Linked DNA regions of Homo sapiens: region 2 is linked to region 1. A link is an interaction called in ENCODE POLR2A ChIA-PET data of the cell type or tissue named here. Cell type or tissue: A673. All regions are shown on one strand.

Region 1 (2,500 bases):
AAGAGACCGAGTCTTGCTCTGTCATCCAGGCTAGAGACAGTGGCATGATCATGGCTCACTGCAGCCCTGACCTCTGGACTCAGTTGATCCTCCCACCTCAGCCTCCTGAGGAGTAGCTGGGACTACAGGCGTGTCCACCATGCCCGGCTAATTTTTAAATTTATTGTAGAGATGGTATCTTGCTATGTGACCCAGGCTGATCTGGAGCTCCTGGCCTTAAGCAATCCTCCCACCTTGGCCTGCCAAAGTGCTGGGATTAAAGGTGTGAGCCACCACACCCGACTGGTCCATGACTTTTAACACTACCTCTAGACTTAAACTTCCCAACTTTATCTTTTCAGTCCTGGCCTTTTCTCTGCCTCCAGTATCTAACTACCTTCATTTGGACTTGTAGTATGCATCTGAAATATATCGTCTCTATAAGAGGTTTTTTTTTGTTTTGTTTTTGTTTTTGTTTTTGTTTTTCACCATGCCAAATCTGTTTCTTTTCCAGTCAGGAACCCAGTTTTTTATCCAAAAACCTAGCTCACCTTAATCTTCCTTTTTCCTCACATCCAGTAGTAATTGAACTATAAATGTTAGCAGCCAGTTTGTTTTTTTTTTAAGATTATCTTAGATACTTAGTATATATTGCTAACAGCTTCTCTCTAACCCTTAGAGCGGTTTTGCAGGGTAGATATGTTGATTCTCTTGTTGCATATGAGGAGACGAGCTCAGTCACTTGTCCAATGTCATGTGGTCCATAAGTGCCAGAGCTGGGAATCAGACACAGATCTGAATACTTTCTAAAGCTTGTGATTCTTCCAGTTTAATGAAGGAGAGAAAATAATTTTTAATTTTAATTTTATTTTATGTTTATGATTTTTTAATTGAATGAGGGGGAATGCTCTAAAGATATTTGTTTAATATTATGCATTAATATTGTACCACTGGTTCTTTGGTTTTGGTTTGAGAGAAACATTGCTTTTCTCAAAGTATTAACATTGTCATATTTATTTTGTAATTAAATTAGATTGTGGAGGCTGAGCAATTTCATGCCTGTATGCCTGTAATCCCAGCACTTTGGGAGGCCCAGGCGGGCAGATCACTTGAGGTCAGAGTTGGAGACTAGCCTGGCCAACGTGGGAAAACCCCATCTCTAATAAAAATACGAAAACCATCTGGGTGTGGCGTCGCATGCCTGTAATCCCAGCTGCTTGAGAGGCTGAGGCATGAGAATTGCTTGAACCCGGGAGGCAGAGGTTGCAGTGAGTTGAGATTGCACCACTGCACTCAAGCCTGGGGGAGGGAGTGAGACTCTGTCTCAAAAAATAAATAAATAAATTAGATTGTGGAATACAAGATAAAAATACCACAAATATTCAGAGAATGTAAAACTCACTATAGCCTGGGAAAGGCAGGAAATTTTATGGACATGATCCAGTGACATTTCTATGAGACGGGATATGGAGGGAGGGACCATATAAGCAAATGCACAGATATATCGACAGTGTTATATAGTGCAGCAGTAAGCCTGTTTTGACTGGGAGGGAGGGAGACATTTAAAATACGATCTGGTTACTCCCTATCATAGTCCCAGTCTTTATAAGTTTTATAGTCTAGCAGGGCAAAGGAGACCAACAAATAAGTCGTCGTAATAAAGTATCTGAAGGGGGAAGTGTAGGTTGCTGTGGTAGAGCATGGCAATTGTATCTAAAATAGTCTGCAGAGTGTCAGGGAAAGCTTTTTGGAGAAAGCAACTTATGAACTGAAATCTAAACAATGAGTAGGAGTAACCCAGATGAAGAAAGGTTTTGAAGAATATCTTAGGCAGAGAGAGGAAACATGTAAAGACATTACCTTGCTGGGTTATAGGGCCAGTTCTGGAGAGGAGTTCATGAGACCAGTTCTGGAGAGGAGCTGTGACTTTAACAGAAGAGTGGCATGGTCATGCCATTGTTTCAGGGGAAGAAACCTGACCCAAATTTCGTTTTTGCCTAGGGACCAAGGTAATAATAATGTTCAAGGTTATTAAGAATGGAGGAATCCTTTTCCATAGGCTTTTTATTTTATTTTTATTTTATTTTTTGAGACAGAATCATGCTCTGTTACACAGGCTGTAGTGCCGTGGCGCTGTCTCGGCTCCCTGCAGCCTCCACCTCCTGGGTTCAAGCAGTTCTCCTGCCTCAGCCTCCTGAGTAGCTGGGACTACATGCTCATGCCACCACACCTGGCTCAATTTGTATTTTTAGTAGAGACGGGATTTCACTATGTTGGCCAGGCTGGTCTCGAACTCCTGACCTCGTGATCCACCCGCCTCAGCCTCCCAAAGTGCTGGGATTACAGGCGTGCTCTGTATGCTTTTTCTTTCAGCTTTATTTTCTTTGCTCTGAAGTACCTTGCTTGCTATCATTTTAAGTCTTTTACTGTCCTTTAAGGTTTCCTTGGGAATTTTATTTCTAAGTTAATTATTTGGCATCAAGTTAAAGCTCATGTTCATTTTAAAAAGTAGAAAGAGATA
Region 2 (2,500 bases), 410 kb after region 1:
ACTCCTTATTTTGATCTTTTTTTTTTTTTTTTTTTTGTGAGACAGAGTCTTGCCCTGTCGCCCAGGCTGGAGTGCGGTGGTGTGATCTCGGCTCACTGCAACCTCCACCTCCCATGTTCAGGCGATTGTCCTGCCTCAACCTCCTGAGTAGCTGGGATTACAGGTGCACACCACCACACCCAGCTAATTTTTGTATTTTTTTTAGTAGAGATGGTGTTTCACCATGTTGGCCAGGCTGATCTTGAACTCCTGACCTCAGGTGATCCACCCACCTCAGCCTCCCAAACTGCTGGGATTACAGGCATGAGGCACCGCACCTCGCCTTATTTTGCTCTTAGGATAAAGACCAAATTTCTTAATAAGGCTTAAAAAAAGCTTGCATGTTTTGGCCCCTGTTTTTCCTCTTTACCTTCTTCCTTTTCCTCTTTCCCATTTGCTTCCTATACTCCTGCTACTTTGGCCTTTTCTTAGTTCCTTGTGTGTGCTAGACCTCATCCCTCAACAGTGTTTGCATATGTCTATAATATTACCTCTCCCTCCTTCACCTAATTAACTACTATTTATCTGTCAAATCTGACATTCTTTTTTTTTTTTTTTGACACCGAGTCTTACTCTGCTGCCCAGGCTGGAGTGCGGTGGTGTGATCTCGGCTCACTGCAACCTCCACCTCCCACGTTCAAGCGATTGTCCTGCCTCAGCCTCCTGAGTAGCTGGGATTACAGGTGTGCACCACCACACTCAGCTAATTTTTGTATTTTTTTAGTAGAGACGGTGTTTCACCATGTTGGCCAGGCTGATCTTGAACTCCTGACCTCAGGTGATCCACCCACCTCGGCCTCCCAACGTGCTTCAAAACAGGTCCTTCAAAACTAGGCCAAATCTAATGTATTCAATTTTTGTATTCTGACTTTGGTAACATGTTTAGAAGGTCTATACAAAATTATAAATGGATTTTTCATTCGTATTATTTCTACATATGGTTTAGATCTACATTTGAATCTTTTTTAATTTTTAATTTTATTTTCTAACCATCCATTCCTTCAACATTTGACTATTTATATGATTTTTTGGGGGACTGAGTTTTGCTCTGTCACCTAGGCATGATTTCTGCTTGCTGCAACCTCTGTCTTGAGGGTTCAAGCAATTCTTATGCCACAGCCTCTTGAGTAGCTGAGATTACAGGTGTGAGACACCACGCCCAGCTAATTTTTGTATTTTTTAGTGGAGACAGGGTTTTGCCATATTGGCCAGGCTGATCTCGAACTCCTGACCTCAGGTGATCTGCCCACCTCTGCCTCCCTATTAATCTATATGAGTTTTTAAAAAATAAGTGGTAGGAGGAAGAAAGCTTTTTATTTATTTATTTATTTATTTATTTATTTATTTATTTATTTATTTATTTGAGACAGGGTCTCACTGTCGCCCAGGCTGGAGTGCAGTGGCACGATCTTCTCACTGCCACCACTGCCTCCCTGGTTCAAGTGATTCTCCTGCCTCAGCCTCCAGAGTAGCTGGGAACAGGCACGTGTCACCATGCCCGGCTAATATGGAAGCAATTTTTTTTTTTTTTGGGACGGAGTTTCGCTCTTGTTGCCCAGGCTGGAGTGCAATGGTGTGATCTCAGCTCACTCCAACCTCCGCCTCCCGTGTTCAAGCGATTCTCCTGTATCAGCCTCCCAGATAGCTGGGATTACAGGCACCCACCACCATGCCTCACTAATTTTTGTATTTTTAGTAGAGATGGGGTTTCATCATATTGGTCAGGCTGGTCTCATGCTCCTGACCTCAGGTGATCCACCCGCCAAGGCCTCCCAAAGTGCTGGGATTATAGGCTCACGTGAGTCACCATGCCGGGCGGAAGCATTTTTTTTTCTTTCCAGTTGTGACCTAATTTTCTGAGCAGTCTTTGAAATAATCAGTTCCTTCCCCTTCTATATGAAATGTTACCTTTATCGTATACTTTTATATATGTAGGTCCTATCGCTCTGTAGCCAGGCTGGAGTGCAGTGGCACCATCTCGGCTCACTGCAACCTCCGTCTCTCGGGTTCAAGCAGTTCTTCTGCCTCAGCCTCCCGAGTAGCTGGGATGACAGGGATGCACCACCACGCCCAGCTAATTTTTGTATTTTTAGTAGAGATGGGGTTTCATCATGTTGGCCAGGATAGTCTTGATATCTTGACCTTGTGATCCGCCCGCCTCAGCCTCCCAAAGTGCTGGGATTACAGGCGGGAACCACTCCACCTGACCAAGTCTCTCTTTTTTTTTTTTTGAGCTGGAGTCTTGCTCTGTCGCCCAGGCTGGAGTGCAGTGGCGCAGTCTCAGCTCACTGCAGACCCCGCCTTCCGGGTTCAAGCAATTCTCCTGCCTCAGCCTCCCGAGTAGCTGGGATTACGGGCGTGAGCCACTATGCCTGGCTAATTTTTGTATTTTTAGTAGAGACAGGTTTTCACCATGTTGACCAGGCTGGTCTTGAACTCCTGACCTCAGGTTATCCGCCTG

What was found. ChIA-PET counts read pairs that join two places held together with the same protein. Peaks named below come from ENCODE experiments on the same cell type or tissue, not always from the same donor. Only the 100,000 strongest peaks of a DNase experiment are listed, where the experiment ranks them.
Region 2: POLR2A ChIA-PET joins it to region 1 with 5 read pairs; 4 of 35 experiments call an interaction of 5 or more read pairs at or near these places.

The regions. Positions count from the first base shown.
Region 1 is chr17:59,092,718-59,095,217 of GRCh38, reverse strand. All of the region lies in intron 2 of TRIM37 (tripartite motif containing 37), which reads left to right. Among named protein-coding and RNA genes, the nearest start is that of TRIM37, 13 kb to the left of the region's middle. In A673, no CTCF peak of the experiment used is centred here; a DNase peak (open chromatin) is centred at 1,417; H3K27ac peaks cover 843 bases.
Region 2 is chr17:58,683,533-58,686,032 of GRCh38, reverse strand. All of the region lies in intron 1 of TEX14 (testis expressed 14, intercellular bridge forming factor), which reads left to right. All of the region lies in intron 1 of IGBP1C (IGBP1 family member C), which reads left to right. Among named protein-coding and RNA genes, the nearest start is that of IGBP1C, 7.3 kb to the left of the region's middle. In A673, no CTCF peak of the experiment used is centred here; no DNase peak of the experiment used is centred here.